Linked DNA regions of Homo sapiens: regions 2 and 3 are each linked to region 1. The links are chromatin loops, found by intact Hi-C in ENCODE. Cell type or tissue: lower leg skin. All regions are shown on one strand. Region 1 has its middle 12 kb from the start of RHBDD2. Region 2 has its middle 66 kb from the start of SRRM3. Region 3 overlaps STYXL1 (serine/threonine/tyrosine interacting like 1).

Evidence for each region. Peaks named below come from ENCODE experiments on the same cell type or tissue, not always from the same donor. Only the 100,000 strongest peaks of a DNase experiment are listed, where the experiment ranks them.
Region 2: a loop joins it to region 1, with 6 times the contacts of the local background. A loop is called at or near these places in 17 of 110 quality-filtered maps.
Region 3: a loop joins it to region 1, with 7 times the contacts of the local background. A loop is called at or near these places in 101 of 110 quality-filtered maps.

What each region holds. Positions count from the first base shown.
Region 1 is chr7:75,862,810-75,870,809 of GRCh38, reverse strand. No RefSeq gene overlaps it. Among named protein-coding and RNA genes, the nearest start is that of RHBDD2, 12 kb to the left of the region's middle. RefSeq lists an enhancer at 3,985-4,279. In lower leg skin, no CTCF peak of the experiment used is centred here; a DNase peak (open chromatin) is centred at 4,016.
Region 2 is chr7:76,131,527-76,139,526 of GRCh38, reverse strand. No RefSeq gene overlaps it. Among named protein-coding and RNA genes, the nearest start is that of SRRM3, 66 kb to the left of the region's middle. In lower leg skin, no CTCF peak of the experiment used is centred here; no DNase peak of the experiment used is centred here.
Region 3 is chr7:76,017,008-76,025,007 of GRCh38, reverse strand. STYXL1 (serine/threonine/tyrosine interacting like 1) reads left to right here. Exons shown (of 9, transcript NM_001317785.2): 4 at 3,016-3,157. Among named protein-coding and RNA genes, the nearest start is that of TMEM120A, 26 kb to the right of the region's middle. RefSeq lists an enhancer at 5,312-5,813. In lower leg skin, a CTCF peak has its summit at 4,737 (motif pointing right); a DNase peak (open chromatin) is centred at 4,707.

The sequences.
Region 1 (8,000 bases):
CAGAATCCACATCAGCTCACCTGACGGTAGGTTCGTGGTTCTTCTTGCTACACCAGGGGCTCCTAAACTTTGTGGATTGATAGGCCCCCCGCAACCTGCCTACGCTATATGTTTTCACTTTGTAACTTGGGGAGGAAGAGGAGGAACTTGGCATTTGCAATTGAGTCACTGCACAAGGGAAAAACTGTGGGTGGGAGGGTGGGGCTGTGATATATCTTTTTTTTTTTTTTAATCGAGAGAGTCTCTCTCTGTCCCCCAGGCTGGAGTGCAGTGGTGCGATCTAGGCTCACTGTAACCTCCGCCTCCCGGGTTCAAGAGATTCTCCTGCCTCAGCCTCCTGAGTAGCTGGAATTACAGGTGAATGCCACGACACCGGCTAATTTTTGTATTTTTAGTAGAGACGGGGTTTTGCCATGTTGGCCAGGCTCGTCTTGAACTCCTGACCTCAAGTGATCCATAGGAGTATAGGCAGTTCATATTTGAATTGTGACATGGCTTCAAGTTTACTTCCTGGAATGTTATAGACTAAAACTATTTTTTTGTTTTGAAACAGGGTCTTACTCTGTTGCCCAGGCTGGAGTGCAGTGGCATGATCATAGCTCACTGCAACCTCCACCTCCTGGGCTCAAGTGTTCCTCTTGCCTCGGCCTCCCAAGTGGCTGGTACTACAAGCACATGTCACCATGCACAGCTAATTTTTTTAATTTTTTTTTTTTGTAGAGATGGGGTTTCGCCAATCTGGTCTCAGACTCCTGGGCTCAAGCCATCCTCTTGCCTCAGCCTCCCAAAGTGTTGTGGTTATAGGTGTGAGTCACCGTACCTGGCTCCAAACCACTTTTGAAGCAAATAGATCTTACTACACATTCTACAGCAGGACAAGCAACCCACCACAAACGAATCAATCATGACGAAGCTAAATGAACAGCAGTCTATAATATAAAAACAAGAGCAGCTCAAGTGTAGAGTATAACCCAGGCGGCAAAGGCATTGGTCCTGTATTTGTGGGCACGTGTGCTGAAATTCCTGCAAGGCAGCCAGCCTTCTTGGAAAGATGTTGAGGAAACATTCTAAATACTAGAAATGTGCTGGTTTCTATTTATTTTATTTTTATTTTTATTTTTGAGATGGAGTCTTACTTTATCCCCCCGGCTGGAGTGCAGTGGCGTGATCTTGGCTCACTGTACCCTCCACCTACAAGGTTCAAGCGATGCTTCTGCCTCAGCCTCCTGAGTAGCTGGGATTATAGGCACCCGTCACCACGCCTGGCTAATGTTTTTGTATTTTTAGTAGAGACAGGGTTTCACCATGTTGGTCAGGCTGATCTCAAACTCCTGACCTCAGGTGATCCACCCGCCTTGGCCTCCCAAAGTGTTGGGATTATAGGTTTGAGTCACCATGCCTGGCCACAGCCAGCCTTCTTGGAAAGGTGTTGAGGAAGCATTCTAAATGCCAGAAATCTGCTGGTTTCAATTTATCAATTTAAACCTATATGACCTTCTATAATCCAGAAATTTATCAATAAGTAGCTCACGTCTGTAATCCCAGTGCTTTAGGAGGCTGAGGCAGGATCGCTTGAGGCCAAGCGTTTGAGACCAATCTGGGCAACATAGTGAGACTCCATCTCTACAAAAAATTTTAAAAATAAGCCTGGCATGGTAGCGCATGCCTGTAGTCCTGGCTACTCGGGAGGCTGGTGGGAGGATTGCTTGAGCCCAAAAGTTGGAGGCTGCAATGAGCTGATATCGCACCACCTCACTCCAGCTTGGGCAATAGACTGAAGAAAAAAAAAAAGGTAACTTTAGCATATAGAGAAATGAAAGTAATGTAAATGGAATTGGTTGTAATTCACCCATAAAGACCAAAGTTCTGTCTCTAAGATCTGAGTGCTATGGGGGATTTAAAGCTGACAAACACCAAGCATCACAGAACAGAGTAATTAATTTCTCCATTCACTCAAAAACATTTATAAAAATGTTATAGGCTGGGCATTGTGGCTCACGCCTGTCATCCCAGCATTTCGGGAGGCCGAGGCAGGTGGATCACGAGGTCAGGACTTCGAGACCAGCCTGGCCAACATGGTGAAACCCCGTCTCTACTAAAGATACAAAAAGTTAGGCGGACGTGGTAGCACGCGCCTGTAATCCCAGCTACTCAGGAGGCTGAGGTAGGAGAATTGCTTGAACCTGGGAGGCAGAGGCTGCAGTGAGCCGAGATCACGCCATTGCACTCCAGCCTGGGCGACACGGCGAGACCCCGTCTCAACCTTGTTCTGACTTTGCTGTAATAAGCATGCATGGTTAAGGCAATGAAAGCAATATATTGTAGAATTAACACTGAGCCTTGATCATCTTTACTTTCCCAAATTATTCCATTCCCCCATTCCCCACCTCATGCAGTATACATGGCAAAGGAAGATATTAAAATTTGAGCCAGTGATGAAAAATATTTATTTTTGACACATCAGCATTTTTTTGGTAAACAGAAGTTCTAGCTATATTGCCCAGGCTGGTCTCGAACTCCTGGCCTCAAGCAATCCTCCTGCCTTGGCCTTCCAAAGCACTGGGATTACAGACATGACTATATTGGCATTAAAAAAAAAAGTTTTATTAAAATTTTATTTACTGAGGCCGGGTGTGGTGGCTCACTCCTGTAATCCCAGCGCTTTGGGAGGCCAAGGCAGGAGGACTGCTTGAGGTCAGGAATTCAAGACCAGCCTGGTCAACATGCCAAAACCTCGTCTCTACTAAAAATACAAAAATTAGCCAGGTGTGGTGGCAGGCACCTGTGGTCCCAGCTACTCGGGAGGCTGAGGCAAGAGAATCGCTTGAACCCAGAAGGTGGAGGTTGCAGTGAGCCAAGATTGTGCCACTGCACTCCAGCCTGGGCAACAGAATGAAACTCCATCTTGAAAAAACCAAAAAGGTTTGATTTACTTACAATAAACTACATATAATTACAGTATAGATTTTGATACATTTTGACATATATATATACACACATATATATACACATATATACATATACATACATATATACACATATATATACATATACATACATATATATATACACACACCCATGAAACTATCACCACAATTTAGATAATGACATACCCACCACCCCCAAAAATTATATCTCACCCCTCTATAATCCCTTCTACTCTATAATCCCTGCCTTCTTTATCCCCAGGCAACCAATGGCTGCTTTGTGTCACTGTAGATTCGTTTAGATTTTCTAAAATGTTATATGAATGGAATCGTATAATATGCACTTGTGGTTTTGGCCTAGTTTCGTTCACTCAGCCAGATGATCTGACATTCATCATGTTGTTGCTTGTATCAATACTTCTTCCCGGCTGGGTGCAGTGGCTCATGCCTGTAATCCCAGCACTTTGGGAGGTTGAGGAGGGAGGATTGTTTGAGCCCAGGAGGTCCAGGCTGCAACAGTGAGCCATGATTGCGTCACTGCACTCCAGCCTGGGTGACAGAGCAAGACCCTGTCTAACATACACACACACACAGAGAGAGAGAGAGAGAGAGAGAGACAGACAGACAGATAGACAGACAGACAGAGAGAGAGTGTGTTGCGTGACTCAGCCTTTAAGCTTAGCTTTCCCTGTGGCATAAGTTTCGGGGGTTCTGAGATTTCACATTTTCCCTTTACAGGTGCATCGTAGGGTTTAGAAGGTGATATCTCACTTTGCACAGCTGAGACAGCTCTGGGACCAGTGCCAGGCATCCCACTTAGCCAGTTCTCGGGTGGTTCCTGGATTGACCCCCAACCTCCACTGCACATCTGCAGACACCTTGGGAAGGCACGGAATGACTGCAGGGATGGAATGGTTGAGGGTTGGGTGGGACCTGGACCTCATCCACCACCTGGGCATCCCAGGGGAGCAGGACATCAGGTCCCTCCAGCCCCCAACCCCGGGTGGTCCCAGCTTCTCAGGCCCGTGCCCCAGGGAGCAGTGCGGCTCCTTGTTCAACAGGAGGCTGTCATCGGTAGAACGCAGGGGTTGGTTGCCAGCTGCGGACTCCGGCTCATTTAACTGCTCTGCAGCCCCCACGCCGGGTCCTCACTGCCCCGTGGTAGATGGACAGCTGGGTTTGGCTTCCTCTGGTCTGATGGAGAAATGGCCTCATCCCAAAGCAGAATACTGTCCTCTGCTGGCTGGCCTGTGACATGGCTCACTTACAGACGATGGCTTTAAACAGGCACCCCAATGCCCCAATTTCCCCAGGTCCATCGTACCTTCGGGCAATCCCCCAAAGTTATGAAACTGCAGCCTGCCTTCCCTAGCATTCATGTGCCATGCTCTCTTTCCCCACATTCATAGGATGGGCACAGTCTGCAGGTCCACTGCCCAAGCACACATCCCCTTGGGAAGAAATGCCAACTCCCTCCCAACCCTGCTGGCTGGCATCCCTTAGATGTGTCCAACACTTGCCTTCAGCAGGGCATGGGAAGCGAGACAGGCAGGAGTCAAATAGTGTAGGCAAGCCCTTGGAGGCCATGGCGAGGAAAGTAGATGCTGTTTCCAAGGACAGTGGGAAGTTGCTTAGAGAGGTTAAGCTGGGAGGGTAATGACTAATGACCCATTTATATTTTCGAAGGAATGGGAAACAAGCACTCAAAAACATTGCTGATGAGATCGAAAATGGGTGCAATTTTTTTTTTTTTTTTTGAGACCGACTCTCGCTCTGTCACCCAGGCTGGAGTGCAGTGGTGCAATCTCGGCTCACTGCAGCTTCCATCTCCCAGGTTCAAGTGATTCTCCTGCCTCAGCCTCCTGAGTAGCTAGGATTATAGGTGCACGCCAGCACGGCTGGCTAATTTTTGTTTGTTTGTTTTTTGAGATGGAGTCTCCCTCTGTCACCCAGGCTGGAGTGCAGTGGCGCGATCTCGGCTCACTGCAACCTCTGCCTCCTGGGTTCAAGCAATTCTCCTGTCTCAGCCGCCCAAGTAGCTGGGACCACAGGCACCCACAACCACACCTGGGTAATATTTGTATTTTTAGTGGAGACGAGCTTTTACCATATTGGTCAGGTTAGTCTCGAACTCCTGACCTCAGGTGATCCACCTGCCTTGGCCTCCCAAAAGGCTGGGATTACAGTCATGAGCCACCGCACCCAGCTGGGTGCAATTTCTATAGAAGGGAATCTGACAATATCTATCAAAATGACAAATGTACATATATTTGATCAATTTCACTTCTAGGATTCTAACTTGTAGATATCCTTGCTTAAGTGCAAAGTGGTTTAAGAAGTTATTCATTGCAGCATTGACTGCCAGAATAAATGATTAGAGATGACCCAGATGTCGATCAATGTGGGAATGATTAATAAATTATGGCGCGTCCTTTTTTTTTTTTTTTTTGAGACATATTGCTGTGGTGGGATCTCAGCTCACTGCAACCTCCGCCTCCCAGATTCAAGCGATTCTCCTGCCTCAGCCTCCCAAATAGCTGGGATTACAGGTGTGTGCCACCATGACCTGCTAATTTTTTGTATTTAGTAGAGACGGGGTTTCACCACGTTGGCCAGGCTGGTCTCAAACTCCTGACCTCAGGTAATCCACCCACCTCAGCCTCCCAAAGTGCTGGGATTACAGGCATGAGCCACCATGCCTGGCCAATAAATTATGGTGTGTCCTTTTGAAGTAATCCTCTGCAGTCATAAAACCAAAAAAAAAAAAAAACCCCAAACTAAGGAAGCTAGTATCCATACAGAATGCTACCTAAAATATTTTATTGAGAGAGGCAAGGTTCCTAACAGTGATTATAGTATGTTACACAAATAACAAAAGGCTTTAAAAGGTATAGGAGAGGCTAGGCACAGTGGCTCATGTCTGTAATCCCAGCACTTTGGGAAGCTGAGGTGGGAGGATCACTTGAGCCTGGGAGTTCGAGGCTACAGTGAGCTATGTTCACAACACTACACTCCAGCCTGGGTGACAGAGAGAGACCCTGTCTCAAATATATATATATTTTGAAACAGGCCAGGCACAGTGGTTCATGCCTGTAATCACATTGCTTTGGGAGGCTGATGCAGGAGGATCTCTTGAGTCCAGGAGTACAAGACCAGCCTTGGCAACATAGTGAGATACTGTCTTTACAAAAATATTTTTTATGTTAGCCATGCATGGTGATGTGTGCCTGTAGTCCCAACTACTTAGGGGGCTGAGGCAGGAGGATCGCTTGAGCCAAGGAGGTCAAGGCTACGGTGAGCTATGATCATGCCACTGCCCTCTAGCCTGAGTGAGACACAGTAGGACCTTGACTCAAAAAAAAAATTAATTAATTTAAAAAGAAACAAAAAAGATTACTCTGGCTGTTGTGTGGAAGGAGGCAAGAGTGAAAATGGTTCATTTCACCATTTTTTTTCTTCCCTTTTTTTTTTTTTGAAACTAGAGTCTTGCTCTGTCACCCTGGCTGGAGTGCAGTGGTGTGATCTTGGCTCACTGCATCCTCTGCCTCCCAGGTTCAAACAATTCTCCTGCCTCAGCCTCCCAGTAGCTGGGACTACAGGTGCCCACCAGCATGCCCGGCGAGTTTTTTGTATTTTTAATAGAGACAGGGTTTCACCATGTTGGCCAGGCTGGTCTCGAACTCCTGACCTCCAGTGATCCACCCACCTCAGCCTCCTAAAGTGCTGGGATTACAGGCATGAGCTACCTGTCTGGCTCATCTCACCATTTTCTGTAGGTGGTGCAGGAATCCTGGAAAGAGATGACCATGGTTGAATGAGGGGAGTAGCAGCTGAGGAGGGGAGAAGCAGGTGGATTTCAAATATACCTGGAAGTGGAGCCTATGAGGTGGCTGATGGAGTGGGTATGGGGGTAAGAGAAAGAGAGAAATCAGGCCGAGTGCGATGGCTCATGCCTGTAATCCCAGCACTTTGGGAGGCCGAAGTGGGTGGATCACTTGAGCTCAGGAGTTTGAGACCAGCCTGGGAAACATAGAAGACCTCATCTCTACAAAAAGTACAAAAATTAGCAGGGCATTGTGGCATGAACCTGTAGTCCCAGCTACTTGGGAGAGTGAGGTGGGAGGATTGCTTGAGCTCGGGAGGTCGAGGCTGCAGTGAGCCCTGATTGTGCCACTGCACTCCAGCCTGGGTGACAGAGTAAGACACTGTCTCAAAAAAAAAAAAAAAAAAGAAAGAAATCAAGGAGCACTCCTACATGAATAGTCGTGCCCTTGAGTTTGGGGGAAGCTAGAGGGAGAAGAAGATTGGCATTGGAGTAGGGGTAGGAAAGGTACCATTGCATTTTGGAGAGGACAGATTGAGGGAAGCTGAGAGGGCAGGGAAGGCATGGGGGCAGAGAAGCAGGATAATTGAGAATTAATCTATTTAGGCCAAGTGTGGTGGCTCACACCTGTAATCCCAGCACTTTGGGAGGCCGAGGCAGGCGGATCACGAGAGGCCAGGAGTTCGAGACCAGCCTGGCCAACATGGTGAAACCCCGTTACTATTAAAAATACAAAAATTAGCTGGGTGAGGTGGTATGCACCTGGATCCCAGCTACTTGGGAGGCTGAGGCAGCAGAATGGCTTGAACCTGGGAGTCAGAGGTTACAGTGAGCTGAGATAGTGCCAATGCACTCCAGCCTGGGTGACAGGGCGAGACTCTGTCTAAAAAAAAAAAAATAAAGAGCAGTGAGTCTATTCAAAGTGATTCAAGGTGACAAAATGGTGCAGAACTGGTGCAAGGACAGAAATGTGGACCAATGGAATAGAAGAAAGAACACAGAAATAAACCCTCATATTTAAAGTCAATTGCTTTTTGACATGAGGACCTAGACCATTCAATGGGGAAAAGGCAACATTTTCAACAAACGGTGCTGAGAAAAGTGGGATATCCATATGCAAAAAAAAAAAAAAAAAAATGCCATTTGACCCTTCCCTCACACCATATACAGAAATTAACTCCAAATGAGTCAAAGACCTAAATATAAGAGGTAAAACTTATAAGACTCTTAGAAGAAAACACATTGGCTTT
Region 2 (8,000 bases), 270 kb before region 1:
GAAAATCAGTTGACCGAAGATGTGTGGGTTTATTTCTGGAACTCAGTTCTATTCTGTTGATTTCTATGACTGTCCTTGTGCCAGTACCACACTGTAGTAATTGCTATGGCCTTGTAGTAACTTGAAATCAGGAAATGTAAGTTTTCTTACATTCTTTTGAAGACTGTTTTGGCCATTTTGGGTCCTTGTTCTCTTCTGCGTTTTAGGGTTCATGTGCTTTTCTTGGGCCCATCTAGATAATCTAGGATAATCTCCTTATTTCCATTATTAGTCAACTTAATTATATCTGCCAAGTCTTTTTTGCAGTGTAAGGTGACATAATCACAGTTGTAGCACCAGAGAGTGAAGGTCATGGGTGCACAGGTCCTATGAGGCTTAGTTTGGTGAAAAGATAGAGAATGATAGGAGCAGAGAGGCTGGAGAGGGAGATAGGAAAGGGAGTTTCAGAAATATTACATAGTTGCCTAAAGTCACATTTCTAGTATGTGGCAGAGCTGGGGTTTGAGTGCAGATTTGACTGATCTCTGTGATTTCATGGTCTACACCAAATCAGTCTTAGACTCAGAGCTATTGCTATTGTTTCTGTCTAATACATACTGAGCTTTTAATGTGTGCCAAGTAATCCACAGAGTACTCCTTTATTTTTTTTCTAGCTCTTAAAGAGCATCTGTACAAGTCTTTTGGCATAGATAATAGGCTGTACTGGAACTAGCTTGATAAAAAAAGAAAAAAGCAGTTACGGGACCAGGGGGTATGACTCAGAATCTGAGGGTGGGCGTGCAGCTAAACCTTAGCCAGCGATTGGAACTGGGAGATTGAAATCACTCGGGACGTACAGGACCTTCTACTTTTCTCTGCTTCTTGGCGTATGTCTATTTCACTCTGTAGACTGTCCTGATACTCGGACCAATTGATGGAAGATGGTCATGTCACACAGCTCCATCATTTAAGAGAACAGCCCCGACTTAGTCCCATTTCCAAAACTCAAGCAAAAGACTCTAACACAGTTTGGGGCAATCAGCTGTGACCCTGAATTGGGGGACCATTCACCTTATACAAACATAGCTTCTGCTAGCTTATCTTTGTGGATTCAGAGGACGGTTTCCTGATACACAGGAGGTATTTGCACATGTGCTAGGCAGACTCCCCAAACTATGTTCATTTTAGTAACATCAACTAGTACTGTCATACTTACAGTACAAAATTTTAAAAAACTTAATTGATCTGTGGAAAAAATAGGTATTTCCTTTTGCCCATTTCTCTTGGAAGGGAAGAAAAGGGTCATCAGGATGATCATGGCGAGAAGATTAGCTCAGACTTTCAAAATAATTTGAAACCCAGGACTTGGTATACTAAGTGTAGGCTTACTTGAGCCTAGGAGTTCAAGACCAGCCTGGATAACATGGCAAAACACCGCCTCTACAAAAAAATACAACAATTAGCCAGGCATGGTGGCTGAGTGGTGGGAGTATTGCTTGAGCTCAGGAAGTGAAGGCTGCAGTGAGCTGTGATCATGCCACTGCACTCCAGCTTGAATGACACACCCTGTGTTCCAAAAAAAAAAAAGAAGCTTAGTGATGTCTCTGCCACTTAATATCTTTTTGATGGAATAAGTTATGATTTCTTAATATTAGTATCTTCATCTCTTACAATAGGACATAGTAGATGGTCTTTAAAGTTTCTGCAGCTTAACATTTTAGGACTATTTTTCTTTCTTTTTTTTTTCTATTTCTTATTTTCTTTCTTTCTACCTAAGCCTCATCTACTATTTATAAATGGCTGGTGTCTTAGATCTAAATCCTGACCTTGGGAAGCTTTAACCTTGTAGAGGAAGTAAACAGTAAACTTGAGAGTTCTTTCTAATTAGATTTCCCTCTCCCTGCCAAGTCTCATTAAATAACTCTTACAGATCTGTCCTCTAAGGTAGATTACCACCACCCGTCGTCTTTCCCTTCCCAGTGTGTTACCTCTTACTTATTTATTTATTTTTGAGACAGGGTTTCACTCTGTTGCCCAGGCTGGAGTGCAGTGGTGCGACCTTGGCTTACTGCAGCCTCTGCCTCTGCCTCTGCCTCCCAGGTCCAAGCGATTCTCGTGCCTCAGCCTCCTGAGTACCTGGGATTACAGGCAAGCGCCACCACACCTGGCTACCCACTGTGTTACCTCAAGTCCTCTAATTGTAGTTGTCTCTTGGTCAGTATCCGTTGTCTCCTGTTCTGTACTTCTCCCTAATCCAACCTAGAAATTGCCTCTCAAGTTTTTTGTTTGTTTGTTTTTGTTTTTTTTTGAGACTGCGTCTCCCTCTGTTGCCCAGGCTGGAGTGCAGTGGCGTGATCTTGGCTCACTGCAACCTCCATCTCCCAGGTTCATGCGATTCTCGTGTCTCAGCCTCCCGAGTAGCTGGGATTACAGACGTCTGCCACCATGCCCAGCTGATTTTTGTATGTTTAGTAGAGATGGGGTTTTGCCATGTTGGCCAGGCTGGTCTCAAACTCCTGCCCTCAGGTGATCCACCTGCCTCGGCCTCCCAAAGTGCTGGGATTATAGGTGTGAGCCACCGTGCCAGCCGAGGTTTTTTTTTTTTTTTTATCATAGAGTAAAATTGATTTGGGAGGAGCATAATGTTCTGCGAATTTTTAAATTTTATTAGATTTATGTAAACACTTCCACAATCAGAATACAGAACAGTTTCATCACCCCAAAAAACTTTCTTGTGCTAATCCTTTATAGTCACATCCTTTCCTACCCCTAGTTCCTAAATGGAATCGTACAGTATGTAAACTTTTAAGATTGGCTGCTATGGTCTGAATCTTTGTGTGTCCTCCAAATTCATATGTTGAAATTCTAATCCAAAAGTTGATGCTACTAGGAGGTGGAGCCTGTGGGAGGTGATTAGTTCATGAAAGTGGAGCCCTCATGATTGGGATTAGTGCACTTAGAAGAGACCGCAGAGAGCCTAGCCATGTGAGGACACAGGGAGAAGGTACCTTCAATGAACCACCAGACACCAACATCTGTTGACTTCTTGATCTTGAACTTGCCAGCTTCCTGAACTGTGAGAAATAAATTTCTGTTTTTTTTATCACCTACCCAGTTTATGGTATTTTGTTACTGCAGCCAGAAGGAACTAAGATGCTGGCATCTATCAGCATAAAGCCTGTGAGATTCATCGAAGTTGTTGGGTGTACTGATACCTGTTGTTCTTGTTCTCCTGAGTAGCATTCTGTTGTATGGATGCACCATAGTTTGTTTATTCATTCACCCATTGAAGGATATTTTAGTTGTCATTTTTTTGTCATCACAAATATTGCTACTATAACTATTTATGTACAGAATTTTGAGTAAATAGCAGTTTTTATTTCTCTAGAGGAAATACCCAGGAGAGGGATTGCATGGTTGGATGGTCATCGTATGTATACAGTTTTATGAAACCTGTTTTCTCTAGTGTCTGTACTATTTTGCATTCCACTAGGAAGGTATGAGGGTTTTAGTTGCTCTGCATCCCTGCTACCACTTAGTATTGTCAGTATTTATTTTTTTTCTGAGGTGGGGTCTCACTCTGTCACCCATACTGGAGGGCAGTGGTGTGATCTTGGCTTGCTGCAGCTTCCACCTCCCAGGCTCAAGTGATGCTCCCACGTCAGCCTACTGAGTAGCTGGGACCACAACCATGCACCACCATCCCTCCCTAATTTTTTTGTATTTTTTTTTGGTAGAAACAGGGTTTTGCCATGTTTCCCAGTCTGTGTCAGTATTTTCTATTTTAGCCAGTCTAATAGATTTGAGTGATATTTCATGGTGGTTTTAATTTGCATTTCTTTAATGATTGAACAATGTTGAACAACTATTCATATGCTTATTTGCCACCATGTCAGTAACTGCAAGGGACCTGAATTTTGAGTTCTCCCTACTTAAACGTAGCAAGTTAGTCTCCATGGTTTCATGGATATTGGCCCAAGACATGAAACTCCTGGGTTGGAGGCAAAAGGGGAGGACACAGGTCACAGGACATCAGCAGAACCAGCCTCATGTCCACGTGGACTACCTTTGCCCTGTAAGTTCCCTGTGGGCAATGACACAAGTAGGAAATCCAAGCTCAGGGAACTCAGCTCTCATAAGGGGTGGCAAACAAATGTTTCAAACCTTTGATATGAAGGGAGACATTATATTTACTGTACTGGACAGTTAATAAATTGTCTTCTGCTGTGGAAGGAGCTATCATCTTTCTCTTGTAAGGATGTTCAATATACAAACATCTTTGACTGGACAGTATGTAGCAAAGGACTCTCATGGAAATGTGGGACACCGGTGTGTATAACTTCTTTGGTAAAGTGTCTGTTGAGATTTTTTGCTCATTTTTAAATTGGGTGGTTTGTTTTCTGACAGCTGAGTTTTGAGAGTTCTTTATACATTCTGGGTACGTAAGTTCTTTGCCAAATAGGTGATTTGCCATTATTTTCTCTCATTCTGTAGCTTGTCTTTTCTTTTCTTTTTTTTTTTTTTTTTGAGGCAGAGTCTCACTCTGTCATCCAGGCTGGAGTGCAACTTATCTCGGCTCACTGCAAGCTCTGCCTCCTGGGTTTATGCCATTCTCCTGCCTCAGCCTCTCGAGTAGCTGGGACTACAGGCGCCCACCACAATGCCCGGCTAATTTTTTGTTTTTTTAGTAGAGACGGGGTTTCACCGTGTTAGCCAGGATGGTCTTGATCTCCTGACCTCTTGATCCACCCGCCTCAGCCTCCCAAAGTGCTGGGATTACAGGCGTGAGCCACCGCGCCCGGCCGTCTTTTCATTTTCTAAACAGTTATTCCCAGAGCAAAAGTGTTTTGTTGTGTTGCCAAGTTTGGTATACAGGTTCTGTGGGCTGTGGCTTTAATGTCAGTCCATTGTTGGGAGTTTTGTAGTGCTGTTTCCATCTGTTTTGTGTATGTGCTGATCTGATGAGACCTGCATAGTGGTCTCTCCGTTAGTTCCAATTTGGAAACCTTTGGTACTGAATAGCATCAGATCCATGCATATGCAGCCTAGGGGTAAGCCTAGAAATTGCTTTCTTGAGTTCTCCTCAGCAATTTTTCCCACACTTTTTGTTCCCAAAGGGCTCATATTTTCTTTCTTTTGTCCAGAAAACTGTGGATTTAGTTACTCCACTCTGCCATGTCCTTCCACCACTGCCTGCACATTTGAGACCAAGGATAGAGATTGGGAAAAATCCATAGTTCTCCTGACTCAGAGTTTGGCTCCGGCACTCTCATTTCAGCCATAGCTGCAGACAAAGCACACGACTGCTGGGCACTGTGGCTCAAGAGAAGGGGGAGATGGTAAGTGGGGGATCCCCATATTCTCTCTGGCTGTTAAGAGTTTCTTTTCACATGCCTGGAGCCCGAACTAGAGGAGCTTTCTCTGTGCTGTGGGGCCCATTTCCAGGTTGGCTGGTGGTATTGGATGGGAGAAAGTGGTAATCTGTTAGACGGCTGGGTGATACTTTCAATTCTGGTCTTCCCCACTTCTCCATTTTGCTTTTCAGAATCCTCAAAAGTAGTGCACATTGCATACTGTCAGGTTTGATAGCTGGTGACTTTCCATCTGGACTCAGTAGCTTCGAGTTTTAAAAATCCATCATGATTTGACTTCCCACCTAACTTCTTTAGTTTATCTTCTGTCTATACTACATCATTCATATTTTACATTTGCCTTCCTGCTTCTGAGCTTTTTGTGAAAGGCATTCTTCCTGTCCAGAATATCCTTCCTCTTTCTGTCATCTTTCCAAGACCCTTTCAACACAAGGCTCTTTAAGGTCTATCACCAGCATCCCCAAGTGGTCTCTCTGTACTCCCTAGGTCAGAATTTGTATGTGCGTTACTCCCCAACAGTTTCCTAACACTTTCTCTTTTTCCGTGTTTTTCAGTCTGCGTGTACTTTTGGTTATGAGCTTCATGAGGGCAAAGACGTGTTCTATCAGTTGCATCACCAGTGCCATCTAGCTCAGTTCTCTGCACACAGTTGGCACTTAGTAAATGTTTGAGTTAAATTAATGAGACCTCCAAGATATAGGGCCTAATTTTATCTGCACATGTGAGTCCCTTGAATGAATGCTGTAGAGTGCTGCTTTTTTACTGTGCTTGTTTGGCAGTTTGTTATTGTGGAGAAGAATGAGGACCATGTGGTTTCAGTTTGAAAGGAAATTGTTGCGTAGCGATTTACCATGCAGCTGTGAGACTATGAACAAATGACTTTAAATATTATACAGTAGAAAAGAAAATTGACTTTGGAAATTATGGTATTATTTCAATTTTTTTCTCTTCTCTTCTTTCTGGACAAGGCCTCGCTCTGTCACCCAGGCTGGAGTGCAGTGGTGTGATCATAGCTCACTGCAGCCTGCACCTCCTAGAGAGGCGATCCTCCTGTCTCAGCCTCCCGAGTAGCTGGGACTACAGGCATACACCATCACACCTCGCTAGTTTTTGTATTTTTTTGTAGAGATGGGGTCTTGCTGTGTTGCCCAGGCTGGTCCTGAACTCCTAACCTCAAGTGATCCTCCCACCTTGGCCTCCCAAAGTGGCATGAGCCACTGTGCCCATACTGGGTTTGTTTTTTTTTATTTACAGTAGCCGTCCTAATGGGTATGAAGTGATATCTCATTGTGGTTTTGATTTGCATTTCTGTGATGATTAGTGATGTTGAGCATTTTTTCACATGTTTGTCGGCTGTTGGTATATCTTTGGAGAATTGTCTATTGAAGTCCTTTCCCATTTGTTAACCGGATTATTATTATTATTTTTTTGTTATTGACTTGTAGGAGTTCCTTTATATTCTGGATATTAACCCTTTATTAGATATGTGGTTTGCAGATATGTTCTCTCATTCTGTGTGTTGTTCCTTTTTACTCTGTCAGTTGGTTCCTGTGTTGTGCAGACGTTTTAAATCTTGATGTAATTAATGTATTTGTCTGATTTCACTTTTGTTGCCTGTGCTTTTGGTGTCATATCCTAGAAGTCATTGCAAAATCCAGTGTTGGGAAGCTTTTCCCCTAAGTTTTGTAGTTTCCAGCCTTTACGTTTAGGTATTTAATCCAATGTTAGCCCTTTCTTAATGGGTTCTGTGTATTTTCGGCAGGGAATAAGTCTTTAATATGACTGTTTCAGGAATTTACCATAGTTAACTTTTCTTTTTTCCTTCTTCCTTCCTCCCCTCTTTCCCTCCCTCATTCCCTCCCTCTTTCATTCCCTTCTTCCCTCTCTTACAGCTTGAAGATAATGGAATCACTCACTTTTTGTTCATAATTGGTAAGATTTTAGTTGGTAGAATGATAATTCCTTTTCAACAGAACTTTGTTATTTGTTCATTGGTTAGCAGGAAGAAGATGAGCCTTAAGTCTGAACACTGAGGAATTCATGTGCATCAGTCAGACCTCCTGTGCAAGGAAGGATGTGGTTACTACGGCAACCCTGCCTGGCAGGGTTTCTGCTCCAAGTGCTGGAGGGAAGAGTACCACAAAGCCAGGCAGAAGGAGATTCAGGAGGACTGGGAGCTGGCGGAGCGGTAAAAGGACTTAACTAGGGGTAGTTGAACAGTGACGTGACTGGATACATACTTCTGTCACCGTCCAGATACATTTTTTTAAATTTCTGCTTTGACCTATCAGCAAGTCAGTTTAAAATTAAGGAAAAGGATGTTTTCTCCTCTTCTTCTCAGTCAACCTTTAATGAACAGCTTTCAATAGTTTCTTCATTTTGTGTATGTCTTAACTTCTGATTATATTCTTTGGGTTGTGTTAGTTCTCAAATTTAGACAATAAGCTCCTTGGAGTGGAAGAATGGAGATAGGCATATTTCCCGGTGAAGATTAAATGAGCTAATAAATATGATGTACCCAGTGCAGGGCTTGCAAATGGCACTCATCAAGCATTATTTCCCTTGTTCTTTTAATATATTCAGCGTGGCATGTAGCTCAGTGATAAAACACAGTAGTAGAAATCTGTTGACTTGTATACATAGTCCTTG
Region 3 (8,000 bases), 150 kb before region 1:
AACTTTTTTTTGAAAACAGAATATGTCGTACTGTTGAATTTTTTTTTTTTTTTTTTTTTGAGACAGAGTCTCACTCTGTCGCCCAGGCTGGAGTGCAGTGGTACGATCTTGGCTCACTGCAACCTCCGCTTCCCAGGTTCAGGCAATTCTTCTGCCTCAGTCTCCCAAGTAGCTGGGACTACAGGCGCATACCACCACACCTGGCTAATTTTTGCATTTTTAGTAGAGATGGAGTTTCACCATATTGGTCAGGCTGGTCTCAAACTCCTGACCTTGTGATCCGCCTGCCTTGGCCTCCCAAAGTGCTGGGATTACAAGTGTGAGCCACCGCACCTGGCCAATTTGTATGGCTTTTTTTTGTTTTGTTTTTTTTGTTTTGTTGTTTTGTTTTGAGACAGGGTCTCACTCTCTCGCTTAGGCTGGAGTGCAATGGCACCATCACAGCTCACTGCAGCCTTAAACTCCCAGGATCAAGCAGTCCTCCCACCTTACCCTTCCCAGTAGCTGGGACCATAGGTGTGCACCACCACACCCAGCTAACTTGTATTTTTTGTAGAGATGGGGTCTCGCTATGTTACCCAGGCTGGTCTTGAACGCCTGGGCTCAAGCAGTCCTCCCTCCTCAGCCTCCCATAGTGCTGGGATGACAGGCATGAGCCACCAGGCCTGGCCTGATTTGTACTTTTAATATGGTAGTGTCTTTTTCCCTAAAAGTGGGTGTGGTGAATATCGGTTGTTTTTCTGCCCAACACCTCCCCCTTTTTGAGGGGAACGTCTCCTCTCTCTGCTCAAACCATGGGTTTCTAGTGGTGCTCTCTAAAGTAATATTCTGGCCAGGCACGGTGGCTTAAGTCTGTAATCCCAACACTTTGGGAGGCCGAGGTGGGGAGTTTGCTTGAGCTCAAGAGTTTGAGACGAGCCTGGACAACACAGTGGGACCTGAGAAGGCATCTGTTTACTGCCTTCTTTTTAAGTGGTGGTGGTGTTCTTGTTGTTTTGAGACAGTTTCACTCTGTTGCCCAGGCTTGAGTGCAGTGACGCGATCTCGGCTCACTGCAACCTCTGCCTCCCGGGTTCAAGCCATTCTCCTGCCTCAGCCTCTTTGGTAGCTGGTACTATAGGCGTGTGCCACCACACCTGGCTAATTTTTGTATTTTTAGTAGAGATGAGGTTTCACCATGTTGGCCAGGCTGATCTCGAACTGACCTCAGGTGATCCGCCCACCTTGGCCTCCCAAAGTGCTGGGATTACAGACATGAGCCTCCGCGCCCGGCCTTGTTGGTTTGAGACAAGTCTTGCTGTCACCCAGGCTGGAGCGCAGTGATGCAATCATAGCTCACTGCAGCCTCCACCTCCCAGACTCAAGTGATCCTCTCACCTCAGACTCCCGAGTAGCTGGGACTACATGTGCACCCTCCCACACCCGGCTTTTTTTGTCTCTACAAATATATCTATATATATAGATATAAATATATAAATTAGCCAAGTATGGTGGTGCATGCCCGTGGTCCCAGCTACTCAGGAGGCTGAAGTGCGAAGATCATTTGAGCCCAGGAATTCAAGGCTGCAGTGAGCGGTGACTGCACCACTGCAGTCCAGCCTGGGCAACAGAGTGAGACCCTGTCTCTAAAATAAAATAATATCCAGAACGCTGGCCACAGTGATTGGTCCTGGGTCTGGGATGAAAGCTGAGCCAATCAGAATTGGAATTAGAAGAAAGGTGTCTCTGTCCAGCCTGGTGGTGGAATTGGGAAGATGGGAGTCTGAGCATTGCTGGGGTTCGTGACTTAAGCCTCTGGAGGAAGCTGTCTGAGAAGGGGAAGTCAGTGTGGAGGGGTGGAGTGGGAAGCAGAGAGGAAGAGAGCCCGAAGGAAGTCTGGGCTTTAGGGTCTCTGGGTCCTAAAGCCAGCTGCTTTAGGTTTGGAAACCGGCTGCATCTTTGCCTTACCCTGGAGTGTTACCTGCCAGTAAGTCCCTCTTTTGTGCACACTCCTGGTTAAATTGTTAGTACATCTTATGATCCATGAGGTTTTTTGTTTGTTTGTTTGTTTTGTTTTGTTTTTGTTTTATTTTTGTTTTTTTGGGACATAGTCTCACTCTGTTACCCAGGCTGGAGTGCAGTGGTGCAATCATAGCTCACTGCAGCTTTGAACTCCAGGGCTCAAGCGATCCTCCCACCTCAGCCTCCCAGGTAGCTGGGATTATAGGCATGAGCCACCATGGCCAGCCACATTTGATCTTCTAGTCTATCTCATTCCTTCTGCTCACTCATGACTTCTGCTTCTACACACTGTCTACTTACTGTCCTTTTTTGGGGTGTTTTTTGTCTTGTTGTTGTTGTTTTGGGACAGGGTCTTGCTCTGTCACCCAGACTGGAGTGCAGTGACACAATCGCAGCTCACTGCAGCCTCCGCCTCCTGGGCTCAAGTGATCCGTCCACTTCAGCCTCCTGAGTAGTAGGGACTACAGGCGCATGCCACTATGCCTGGCATTTTTGTATTTTTTTTTTTTTCATAGAGTCGGGGATCTTGCTGTTGTCCAGGCTGGTCTGGAACTCCTGGCCTCAAGCAATCCTCCTGCCTTGGCCTCCTGAAGTGCTGGGATTACAGGTGCAAACCACTGCATCCAGTCTGGTATTTCTGGATTCAATCTCCACTGCCAAACACTCTCCCCATGAGAAAGGATATCACTAATTCAATTGACCATGGTTTCTCTGACACCAGGGTACCTAATAGGCTGTGGATCAGTCAGCAGACCAGCTGTTCTTTGGTCAGGCACTTCTCTCTGGTCCAGTCAGCTGTGGTCAGCTTTTCTCAGAAGGGAACACAGTTGTGGAGGATCCTTGGGATTTAACAGACTCTCCATCCACTGTCTCAGTGCTTCTGGGCCTGTGTGTATAGTCAGGGGAGAGAGTGCGGTCTTAGCTCCTCCCAGTGCTGCTATGCAGGGAGTCTCTGCTCAACCGAACCTGCCCACCAACAGGCCTCTCTTGTGTGTGTGTGTTTTTTTTTTTAAGAAAAATAATGAATATCTTCTCCCGGAGTCTGTGGACCTGGAGTGTGTGAAGTACTGCGTGGTGTATGATAACAACAGCAGCACCCTGGAGATACTCTTAAAAGATGATGATGATGATTCAGACTCTGATGGTGATGGCAAAGGTGGGTTTTATGCAACAGCAGCAAGAATAATAGTTAACGGCTATTGAACAAATTTGTTATAGGACCAACAGGTTCATATGCCCATGGCACGGGAACAGGCCAATGACACTGAGACAGCAGGGTTTGCGTCAGAAAAAGAGCTTCATGATCACTGGATACCGAGCAAGGAGATGGGAGGAGGCCCTCAAATACATTTCCCCAAGGAGTTTGGAATGGGGTTTTTAAGGGGATTGGGGAGGGTGAGGGACTGGAAAGTTGGGGTCATTGATTGGTTGAGGAAAGGGGGATGAAATAATCAGGACGTGGAAACTGCGTTCTTTGGTGAGTCAGCTCCTGTGGGGCCCGTCAGACCAGCTGATGTCAGTGGTTTCATCAGTACGCGGGACCTGAAAGAATATCTCAAAGGGAAAACAGTGTTCCATGATGTTCAAGTTGTCACCTACAGAGCAGTTAAGGGGAACTATATTCTTGGCCGGGCGCGGTGGCTCATGCCTGTAATCCCAGCACTTTGGGAGGCCGAGGCGGGCGGATCACAAGGTCAGGAGATTGAGACCATCTTGGCTAACACGGTGAAACTCCGTCTCTACTAAATACACAAAAAATTAGCCGGGCATGGTGGCAGGCGCCTGTAGTCCCTGCTAGCTACTTGGGAGGCTGAGGCAGGAGAATGGCGTGAACCCAGGAGGCAGAGCTTGCAGTGAGCGGAGATCACGCCACTGCACTCCAGCCTGGGCGACAGAGCGAGACTCCTTCTCAAAAAAAAAAAAAAATTCTTGTAACAGGGTCTTATGTGATTCTAGGACAATACACATCAAACAGCTGTGAGCAAGCAGGTTGGAGAGCAAGCAAGGTGACTTAGTGATGAATGCTGAATGTGCTGCAAGCTTGCTTTATTTTCATTTGTTCCCCTCCCTTCTTTGCTGATTTCACAAAGTTTATGGGGACAGTTCCATGTGTGCCATGCACCAGGAACCAAGGGCTTTACTTGGATCTGCAGAACAGCTTACAAGGACGCTAACTAACATCAAGAGCTGTGAGGAAGCCAGGCCCAGTGACTCATACCTGTAGTCCCAGCACTTGGGGAGGCTGAGGCAGGAGGATCACTTGAGCCCAGGAGTTCAAGACCAGCCTGGGTGATATGGCAAGATAAGGTACCCAGCTCATTTATTTACTTTTTGTAAAGACTGGGTCTTGCTGTGTTGCCTGAGACTTAAGCTTTTAAAAGTGTTGTGGACATATTTTTAAACCACCACACCTATAAGTGGTGGGGCCAGGATTCAAACCCAGGCCTTTTTGGCTCTGTCCTGTCCCCCAGGGATTGGGTAGTGGCACGAGAGCATGCAGCCCCAAGTCAGAACATTAAAGCGTGGTCAGTTCCAATGTGCTCCATCGAACCTCTGAGGCTCTGCTGTGTTCTTCATTAGCCCCTGGTTTTGGGCTGACCACCCTTTGCCATTGGCACTGGGAGCTCTGCTTCTAGGAATCAGAACTGCACCTGTGGGTGCCGTTCCAGAAGCTGGGGGCACTCACACCAACTGCCACGGGGTGGCGCTATGCTCCCACCTTTCATAAAACCAGCTGTCTGGACTTTTGTCCCAGGAGGTCCTTGGCCAGGAAATTGTCCCTTCTTCCCTAAGCTCATCCTGTTGGGCTCTGGTCTGCAATCCTAGGACTGTAGGCTAGGCCTTGAAACCCTAGGAGATGGTACTCAACATGGATAATCCCCTTTACATTCTATAACTGACCTTACTTTGCTATGGGGCCCCCATTCACAGGAAACCACAACCACACAACTTGTGCATTCAAGGCAACTTTTCTTGTTTCAAATGGCATCTTTCAGGTCAATGAAAAGTCTTTGGGGGTACAAGACCATCTCAAGGCTTCTCTCAACACCCCCTTCTTTCTTTTTTTTTTTTTTTTTTTGAGTCAGGGTCTCGCTTTGTTGCCCAGGCTGGTCTCGAACTCTTGGCTTCAAGCAATTCTCTTGCATTGGCCTCTCAAAGTGCATGGATTACAGGCATGAGCCACCATGCCTGGCCTGAACTCTGACTTCTGAGCCAGGCCCTGTGGGGTGAGCTTTGGCTCCTGTCTTGAGAGCTGCAGATTCTCTCTCAGCCTGGCTGCAGATTCCAGATTCTTCCTGTCAATGCCATCTCTCAGATAGGTCCCAGCCACTTATATCCTCCACAGCCCCTTCTGGAAGTGTCTTTGTCTCCCTGAACAAAAATTCAATATGGAAGCAGAGTTAGCCAGGCACGGTGCCTCACACTCGTAATCCCAGCACTTTGTGAGGCTGAGGCAGGAGGGTTGCTTGAAGCCAGGAGTTTGAGACCACCCTGGGCAACATAGCAAGGCCCCGTCTCTACCAAAAATACAAAAAAAAAAATTTAGCCAGGCATGGTGGTGCATGCCTGTAGCACCAGCTACTCAGGAGGCTGAGGCAGGAGGATCACTTGAGCCCAGGTGGTCAAGGCTGCAGTGAGCTATGACTGTACCACTGTATTCTAGCCTGGCTGACAGCGTAAGACCCTGTCTCTAAAAAAAACGTATTTAAAAAAAAAAAAAAAAGAAAAAAACAGTTAGAGTTCATGCTGTTTTCTTTCTCCTTTTATCTGGCTCTCTGAAGTCTGCCACACACTATTTCTCTTTCTGGGCCAGAACCTGGCCTCAGGATATCTTGGTTTAAGGATGTCTTGGCTTAGCCTTAATTATGCAAACTTCCTGTCACATATATCTAATTTACATGCAGTCTGATTGTGATTCTGCAGATCAATGAAGGTGTTTAAGATTAAATTGATGTCAAAACCACATTGAGATATTATTCACGCCCACTGGGATGGTAATAATCAAAGAGACAGATGATAATAAGTGTTGGTGAGAACATGGAGAAATTGGAAGCCTCATACACTGCGAACCAGAAAGTAAAATGGTGCAGTCACTGGAAAACAGTGTGGTGTTTCTTTAGAAGGTTAAGATATAGACCCCAAAGTAATGAAAACACATCCACACCAAAGCTTTTACATGAATGTTCATAGCAGTGTTATTCATAATAGCCAAAAAGCACGAACAACCTAAGTGTCTATCAGCAGCTAAACAGGTAGAACAGAATGTGGTCTGTCCACACAATGGAATATTACTCAGCCATAAAAAGGAATGGGGCTGGGCGCTGTGGCTAATAATGCCTGTAATCCCAGCACTTTGGAAGGCCAAGGCGGGAGGATCACCTGAGGTCAGGAGTTCAAGACCAGCCTGGCCAATGTGGTGAAACCCCATCTCTATTAAAAATACAAAAATTAGCTGGGCGTGGTGGCATGTGCCTGTAATCCCAGCTACTAGGGAGGCTGAGGTAGGAGAATCACTTGAACCTGGGAGGCAGAGGTTGCAGTGAGCCGAGTTTGTGCTATTGTACTCTAGCCTGGACAACAGAGTGAAACTCGGTCTCAAAAAAAAAAAAATAAAAGTACTGACATGTGCTATAATGTAGATGAACACTAAAGAGATCATGGTAAGTGATAGAAGTTAGATGCAAAACATCACATATTATTCCATTTATATGAAAAGTCCAGAATAGGCAAATCCATAGAAATGAGTGGTTAAGTGGAGCTGGGAGTTTGGGGAAAAACGGGTGTGGCTGATTAGTGGTACAGGGTCCCTTGTAGGGGTGATGAAAATGTTCTAAAATTAGGCCGGGCACTGTCGCTCACACCTGTAGTCCCAGCACTTTGAGGGGCTGAGGTGGGAGGATTGCTTGAGCCCAGGAGTCGAGACCAGTCTGGGCAACATAGTGAGACTCTGTCTCAAATAAATACTAAAAATAGAAGAAAACATTCTAAAATTGATTGTGGGGGATGGTTGCATAACTCTGAATATACTAAAAGTCACTGAATTGTATATTGAACCCATCACCCAGGTAGTGAGCATAGAACCCAATAGGTAGTAGGTAGTTTTTCTTTTTTCTTCTGTCTTGCCTTTTTTTTTTTTTTTGAGATGGAGTTTTGCTCTTGTTGCCCAGGTTGGAGTGCAATGGTGTGATCTTGGCTCACTGCAGTCTCTGCTTCCCCTCAGCTTCCCAAGTAGCTGGGAATACAGGTGCGCACCACCCCACCCGGCTATTTTTTTGTATTTTCAGTACAGACAGGGTTTCGCCATCTTGGCCAGGCTGGTCTCAAACTCCTGGCCTCAGATGATGCACCCGCCTTGGCCTCCCAAAGTATTGGGATTACAGGTGTGAGCCATCGCGCCTGGCCCCAGTAGGTAGTTTTTCAACCCCTGTCCCTCTCTCTCTGTCCTCCTCGTATTCTTCAGGGTGTGTTGTTCCGCATCTTTATTTCTATATGCTTCTGATGTTTAGCTTGCACTTATAAATGAGAACATGTGGTATCTGGTTTTCTATATCTGTGTTAGTTCGTTTAGGATGATGGCCTCCAGCTCCATCCATGGTGCTGCAGAGGACATGATTTTGTTCTTTTTTTATAGCTGTGTAGTATTCTGTGGTATATGTTAACCACATTTAAAAAATCCAATCTGGGGCCGGGCACGGTGGCTCATGCCTGTAATCCTAGCACTTTGGGGGGCCAAGGCGGGTGGATCACTTGAGGTCAGCAGTTTGAGACCAGCCTGGCTAACATAGTGAAACCCCGTCTCTACTAAAAATACAAAAATTAGCTGGGCATGGTGGTGCATGCCTGTAATCCTAGCTACTCGAGAGGCTGAGGCAGGAGAATTGATTGAACCCAGGGAGGTGGAGGTTGCAGTGCGCCGAGATCGTGCCATTGCACTCCAGCCTGGGCGACAAGAGCGAGACTCCATCTAAAAAAAAATTAAATAAATAAATAAATAAATA